2 separate regions of the Homo sapiens genome follow, and region 2 is linked to region 1. A link is a contact called in ENCODE Hi-C or POLR2A ChIA-PET data. All regions are on one chromosome and are shown on one strand. The core of a region is the stretch at or near the end of the contact, and the rest is flanking DNA. Distances in the headings are between cores, read along the strand shown.

Evidence for each region. A loop is a pair of places that touch in the nucleus more often than their neighbours do. ChIA-PET counts read pairs that join two places held with the same protein, here RNA polymerase II (POLR2A). Pooled maps may share reads with other maps.
Region 2: a pooled map shows a loop between it and region 1 (6-fold over the local background). The contact joins the promoter of FBXO36 here to the promoter of AGFG1 in region 1. A Hi-C loop is called at or near these places in 7 of 50 pooled maps. POLR2A ChIA-PET finds 5 or more read pairs at or near these places in 4 of 52 experiments (GM10248, H1, RWPE1 and 1 more).

What each region holds. Positions count from the first base shown.
Region 1 is chr2:227,470,164-227,473,654 of GRCh38, forward strand. AGFG1 (ArfGAP with FG repeats 1) reads left to right here and starts at 1,993. Exons shown (of 13, transcript NM_004504.5): 1 at 1,993-2,425. The coding sequence starts at 2,259. It overlaps MIR5703 (microRNA 5703), which reads left to right and starts at 1,969; the gene lies at 1,969-2,024. LOC124907994 (a long non-coding RNA gene) reads right to left here and starts at 1,936. Exons shown (of 2, transcript XR_007088114.1): 1 at 997-1,936; 2 at 625-826. RefSeq lists an enhancer at 906-1,869 and a silencer at 1,982-2,701.
Region 2 is chr2:229,920,255-229,923,982 of GRCh38, forward strand. It overlaps FBXO36 (F-box protein 36), which reads left to right and starts at 2,249. Exons shown (of 4, transcript NM_174899.5): 1 at 2,249-2,355. The coding sequence starts at 2,260. It overlaps TRIP12 (thyroid hormone receptor interactor 12), which reads right to left and starts at 1,755. Exons shown (of 42, transcript NM_001348323.3): 1 at 1,626-1,755. RefSeq lists enhancers at 73-172, 810-1,310, 1,311-1,811, 2,468-2,527 and a silencer at 1,248-1,637.

The sequences.
Region 1 (3,491 bases), core at 743-3,242:
TTGCCAACTTAAACACTAGTGCGATATTTGATGATCTTTAGGAGTTATTAACTTTTTTTTTTTTGAGGCGGAGTCTTGCTCTATTGCCCAGGTTGGAGTGCAGTGGCACAATCTTGGCTCACTGCCACCTCTGCCTCCCAGGTTCAAGTGATTCTCCTGCCTCAGCTTCCCAAGTAGCTGGGACTACAAGTGCATGCCACCATGCCTGGCTAATTTTCATATTTTTAGTAGAGACCCGGTTTCGCCATGTAGGCCAGGCTGGTCCTGAACTCCTGACCTCAGGTAATCCACCTGCCTTGGCCTCCCACAGTGCTGGGATTACAGGTGTGCGCCATCGTGCCCAGCCTATTGTTAACTTTTTAGATATGCTAACGGTATCATGGCTAAGTTTGAAAGAGATAAAGTTTTTATTTTTTAGGGATACAAATGGAACTATGTACCATTTAGATGAATGGTACGAAACCTAGAATTTGCTTTAAAATAATAGGAGAGGGGATGGAGGGTTGAGGTATTTATAAAGCAAGATTAGCCATGGGCTTAATCATTGCTGAAAGTGGTCCATGGGCTCATGGTAGTTTGATATTTTCCATAATAGAAAAGTTTAAAAACATTCATTGGCCAATCTATCTGTCCATTTCTTTTAATATTAAAAACATTAATTATTATTAGTAGTATTATATTAATATGAAGTCTCACTTTGTTGATTCACCCAATCCCTTTCATGAGAGATGTGGAGGTTGGTCTTGGCTGTTAGGAAACGTAGATTCTAATCCATTCAACAGCCCAGTGATTTGAGAACTTCAGCTCTCTGGGTCTCCCTGTACTCCTTTGGAAAACGAGAGACGAAGTTGATTGTTGCAGTGGGGATTTGGGTCCTGCAGTCTGGCTGTCTGGGTTGGAATTGAGCTTCGCCATAGGTACCCTTGGGTAAATTTACTTAATCCCTCAGGGTTTCATCTTCCTGTTTTGTAAAATGTAAATAACAATAACGCTCACCTCGAAGGGTTGTTGTGAAGATTACATGAACGATTTCATGTATTCATTCCGTCAACATTGAACACCTAGTCTCCAGCTCTGCGAGGGGAATGGGGTGGAGTGGCACAGAAAATACGGGGGCCAGGCTGTTTAGCGCCTAAAGGGAGAGTCCAGATCACCCATGGTAAACACGAAATAAGATGCAGTATTTCAAATAGCTAGAACTGAGACGAAAATACAACGCAGCAATTTGATGGAGAGCAACTTCGAGAAAGGTGAGCTGCAACATTAACTCGGCTGATCTGGGACAGTCTGGCGGGGGAGGTGACATCTGAGCCCCACCTGACTTAGAGGATGTCAGCTATGGATGATCCGGGTTTCCACACGCAGCAGTTCTCAAGCCAGGTGACTGCACCGCCCTAAAGTTCCCTCCACTTTTGGCAATGTCTGGGGATTTTTGGTTGCCAGCAATGGGAATTGGGGGGTTTGTTCTTGTATCTAGTGGGTATAGGCTAGGAACGCCGCCCAGTATCCTACAGTGCACAGGACACCCCAAGCCCCCCCAAATTAGCTGGCCCAAAGATAAAGAGAGAAGAGCAAGGGCAAAGGTCCTGCAGGAGTCAGAAAGGAGCTTGCTGTGTTCAGAAAACTCAAAATCCAGTGTGGCTGAGTGAGGACGACGAAGAATGAGGTAGACTGGGCTAGACTATGGAGCACTTTTTACGGCACGGTGAGGAATTTGGAATTATACTCAAAGCAGTGGAAAGCCCTTGAAGAGTTTTAAACAGAAGGGGAAGGTAACCCATGTGAAACGCTTTGCATATATAAGCGCTCAATAAATACTGTCTATTATTAATATTATTATCACCATTGTGTCTACCCTACTTGGCTCCAGACCCGGCCCATGCCTCAGCGAGGCCGCAGTGACTCCTCCTGGCCAGCAGAGGGCGCCAGCGGACACTTGGCTACCGGCCGCCCAGGGCGGGCCTCCTCTTGCCGTCCCCTTCCTCGTCTTTTCCCCTCAGGAGAAGTCGGGAAGGTGGCGGCGGCGGCGGCGGTTGTCCCGGCTGTGCCGGTTGGTGTGGCCCGTCAGCCCGCGTACCACAGCGCCCGGGCCGCGTCGAGCCCAGTACAGCCAAGCCGCTGCGGCCGGGTCCGGCGCGGGCGGCGCGCGCAGACGGAGGGCGGCGGCCGCGGCCAGGGCGGCCCGTGGGACCGCGGGCCCCCGGCGCAGCGCTGCCCGGCTCCCGGCCCTGCCGGCCTCCTCCCTTGGCGCCGCGGCCATGGCGGCCAGCGCGAAGCGGAAGCAGGAGGAGAAGCACCTGAAGATGCTGCGGGACATGACCGGCCTCCCGCACAACCGAAAGTGCTTCGACTGCGACCAGCGCGGCCCCACCTACGTTAACATGACGGTCGGCTCCTTCGTGTGTACCTCCTGCTCCGGCAGCCTGTGAGTGCGGGGCGGCCGGGCGGGTGTCGGGCCCTTCCCGGGAGGTGGGGGAGCGGGCGGCGGGACCGGGACCCTTCCGGGGCTGGGAAAGAGCCGGGTGCCGTGGGAGGCGGTCGGGGGCGGCCGTTGGGCGCCGGCTGGCGGGCGCGGCGTGGGAGGCTGCGGGCTGGATGCGCAGGGCCCGGGCAGCCGGGCTGGGGATGCGTTTTCGGTTTTGCCGGGCGAGGGTTTACGTTCTGGGCAGCCTTCGTGGGTGGGACGTGGGCGGGGTTGGGGTCAGGGAGGGGGCGACCGGGGCGAGCGTCCCTGGTCTCCGTCGAGCCTGCGGCCGCCGCCCTCGCTCTCCAGCTACCCGGGGCGCCGGGCTGTGGGGGGTGGGGGAAGACGCTAGGAGGCCGGGGGGGAGGTCCATGCGGGTCCTTTGTGTGCCCCGCCTCTCAGCGGCCCGGGAGCCGCGGTGCGGAGCGAGGCACCTGCTGGGCGCTCCTGCTGGGGGTCGGGGAGAAGCTGGGGTGGGAGGGAGGGACGCCTGCCTCGCCCGTGCCTTTTTTCTGGGTCGAGAGTACCTACGTAACTGGGAGGAAGCAGGCACTTAGGAATAGTAGCAGGATGAAAGCATCTTGATGGCAGATGTGAATCCCCTGGGAAAAGTTCGAAAGGATTAATTGCGGGAGGGGGAGGCAGAGGAGCAGATTTGAAGCTGTGGGATTTTAGTTTTATGGTCCGAAGAGAGTGTTGAGGAGTTGGGGGAAAGTTTTAATGGCAATAAGGTACCCACTAGGAGCTGTGTGATTCTAAATATGATGGAGTTATCTGTGAGATTTATCTGTATCTCGCTATCAATACCCGAGTGCCCTGGCTGTACACAGAAATGAGGAGAGCTAGCAAGTCACCATGATTTCAGAAAGACACTACCGTCCTGAGTTACTGGGATGATTTGTGTTTGTTGTTCTTTGCTTCATTAAGCTTTATTTTGATAAAGATTTTTATTGCCGTGCAATTTCATTCGGAAAATTTGCAGGTGGTTTTGGAATTGATAAAATGCTTTTATATTATTATCTTGTAT
Region 2 (3,728 bases), core at 999-3,498, 2.5 Mb after region 1:
AAAATGAAATGCCAAAAATACCTAATGAGACTCTCGAGAGGAACATAAAGTTAAACACATCACTAAAGGGCCTACAAAACGGAGTAAAGCCCGGAGATCGGGTGATCTGGCAGCCCAGGCAAGATCGAGGACCGCGACTAGGAAAGGAGACAGCAGGAGAGCAGTTAGACGTCCACTTAGAACGGATTCACTGCGCTATTAACCGTACCCGCCTCCCCCCGCACCGGCCCAACCTTTACACACAAACACATTCCCTCCCCCAATTAACTAAAGAAGCAATTAAACTATGCCCACCACCAGACTCGATGCTTAGGCTAAACCTCCCCCAAAGTAAAACAGCATTATCAAAAAAACACAACATTTGTCTTAAGGGTTTGGAAGCTGCCCCTTCCGTTATCTCCTCACCACGTAAGGTAACCAATTCCCTCCTGTCCCCCACCAGGAGTTCAAAGTGTGATTTCCCCCCGATTTACATGTGTTTTTATGTTTTTCCGCATTTTTCCGTCTAGGAAATGAAGGATTTCTTATTCTGAGGAAGGGAGAGACGCCGAGGAAGACAGGATTTGAGGTTTTACTACCTTCGTTATTCGAACTCCCCTCTAACTTGTTCCTGTACTAGAAACCCACTCACTATGGAGAAGGAAGGAGAGGGGCTGAACTGATGGACAAACGTTGTAAATAATAGGTTTTATGTAATCCACATATAAATAAATTAATCGCCTGACTCGCTCTGAATGCTAATACGATTGGGGTGACAATTGGCCCACCTCCCTCCCCCAAGTCCTAGTTAAACCCACCTACCACCAATTTCCATTCTGATCTATTTAAAAGGATACTCTATTCCTCTCAGTCAAGTTTCTCGGCTTCTTTAGGCCTCCCTGCATGCCCCCCTCGTCATCATCCTCCCTCAGCCTCAACTTCCCACGGCTTAAAAAACTGCCCCGCGCAGACCCCGTCTCCGGGCTCGCCCTCCCTCAACCGTCCCTCGCCGTCCCCCTGGGCAGGAAACCCCTTACTGCGGTCTAAAGTCTCTCTGGCCTCTCCCTTCTCTGACCCTCGCTTCCCACAACTGTTGTCACTGGAGCTGCTTCCTAGTTTCCATTTCCGGGCCGTCCACGGCCCCGGAGCCTCCCCTTTCCCGATTTCCGGGCCCCTCGTCCCATTTCCGGGGAACCCTTGCCGTCTTCACACCCCCCACCTGCACTTCCGGCCCCCCACTTTCTCTCTTCCCAGACACCCTCCAAGCTCCAAAGCCCACTTCCGGCCCCCCTTGGTCCCCGCCGAGCTCCCCAACACCCGCAAGCCTTACCCCGGTTCTGTGAAGGGCCCTCCTCATTGCGGGAAGCCGGAGGAGGGACCCAGCGACCCCTACCTCCCGCCAGGCCCCGGTCCCTCCGGCCGCGGCCGCCCTCGAGCGTCTCTCCCGTCCACCCCCGGCCCGGTCCTTCCGCGGCCCCGCCGCCGCCGGCGCCGGGAGCAGGCCAAGCGGGGGCCGAATCGCGGCGATGACACAACCGGGCTTCCTGGGACTTTCTGTTCCAGCTCCTCCCCCCGCCCCCCCAACCCCTCAGCTGGCCCCCTCCCCCAAGGCTTGCCCCCGCCGCCCAGAGCTGCGCCCCAATTACCTAGTTAGGCCCCAAAGTCTCCGGTCCGGACTCGGTGGCGCGGCAGTAACTTCCACTAGCTCCCCCCACCCCCCCCAGCGGCGCGGCGGCGGCGGCTCCGGGTTCCTTCAATTATCAGCTGAGCCGCAGCACCGCGCCCGGCGTGCGCCTCCGCCCGTGCCGCCTCCCTCCCCGCCTGCTCTGACACCCTCGGGGAACTACTTTGTCCTCGGGCTCCGGTTACGGGCTCGTCCGCGGGACCGGCACCGCTGCCTACTGGCGGCCCATCACATCGCCCCTCCCTCCCACGCCTCCCGGCTCGACTCTCTCAGCAGCCTCCGATCTCCGCCCGATCCCTTCGAGGGACCAGGAAGGGGACTGTGGAGATCTACTTGGTATCCCTCCGCCGGGGTCACCCCCTCCCCTCCGTGGTAGCAGGAACTAATTCCCCCTCGGGTCACCCGGGACCTGGAGCTGGAAATTTCACGGATCAGGGTTCCCTAAGACCCTTGGAAGAGGGGACGATCGCCCCAAGTTAGAAATCCTTCTGCCAGCTCATAAGCGTGGTTCAATTTAAACTAGGGTTTTGGCCCCTTGACCCCAACCAAGCCCCGCCCCTTCCTGGTTGTCTTAGCGACGGCGGTGGCGTCCCAAGATGGCGTCGTGGCTGCCGGAGACTCTCTTTGAAACTGTAGGACAAGGCCCGCCGCCTAGCAAAGACTATTACCAGTTACTGGTCACCCGGTCTCAGGCAAGTGCGAGCCGCGGTTTACCCTCTCTCCTAACTCCCTACCTGGCCCGGTTGGGGCCCGGGACGCAGGCTGTGCTAGGCCAAGAGCAACCGTAGCCCGCCGGAAGCGCCCAGTCCCGGCTCCGCGCCGGGAGATTTTCCTCGTCACCTCGGCCTCCTCGGTCCGACGGCCCGCGTGTCCCTGCTCTCCCCGAGCCCGGCTAGTCCCTGGCAAGCCTTCTCTGCCTCCCCGCGGTGCCGCGTGCTCCTTTCCCGCCACCCCGGCTTCTTACCCGTAGAGTTTCCTCCGCGCGAAGAGGAAAACGGGCGTCTCCGGCTTGCGTGCGGCCTCACCTCAGCGTGAGAAGGAGGGAAAGAACGACTCAGCCAAGTGTCCCAAGGAGGAGCCGGCTAGGGAGGGGAAAAGGAGATTGCCTCTTTTCCAGGATAGGAATTAATCATGGAGAATTTTATAAATCTCTTTGTGGCCTTTACGCGTGCCACGGCCACATCAAAACTTAGTTATTTCTAGTAGCAACTGACGATTGGGAGCTCTTACCTTTTGGAGTCCCTTCTATCCCATTGAAAGTGTGCGGGTGGTGGTATAAAAATGTTTCAGCTGCTCTGCGCTTCAGCCCCACCCATAATGACATCTGCTCCACAACAATAAGACCGAGGATTATATTATCTCCAAAGTAACCATCGGCCTATTTTTATGCCTACTTTGGTTATTGAAGGTGGGCTTTTGGATGATTTACTGTGTCCATGAAATTCTCAACTTGAGCGGGGCCTCCATTGGGAAGACGTTTCTAATCCTGGCTGAGTTTACGCCTGTCACTGAGTTATTCATGCACCCTGCCCTTTCAATAGATACTATTCCTATAAAATGAAATTTAGAAGTTTGTATATATTTGTTTTGGTGTGCATATTGATCATTCCCTCAGTTTTTCCAGGAGCCCTTAAACAAAATAGGTAATGAGTTAATTTTTTTATATTTTTGAAAGCATCTTTTAAAATATAAATGTTAATATATATTTTTTAATTTAAGATTTAGAAATATTACAAATGTAAAATCAGCCTGTCCAAAAAAAATTTTTTTTAAAACAGTACTGCTCCTTGCGGAGCAGGGCTAATTCATAGGCAGTGGGCCCAGGGTCAGACTCAAATTTTTAATTAAACTGTTCTTAGGGGGTTTTGCACATTTAGTGATGTATGAAATACTGAAAGGTATCCTTTTCTGTACTTTTTTTTTGGTGTTGTTTTTTTTTTTTTTTTTTTTTTTTGAGACGGAGTCTCGCTCTGTCGCCAGGCTGGAGTGCAGTGGCGCGATCTCGGCTCACTGCGACCTCGTTTCACCATGTTGGCCAGGATGGTCTCGATCTCTTGATCTCGTG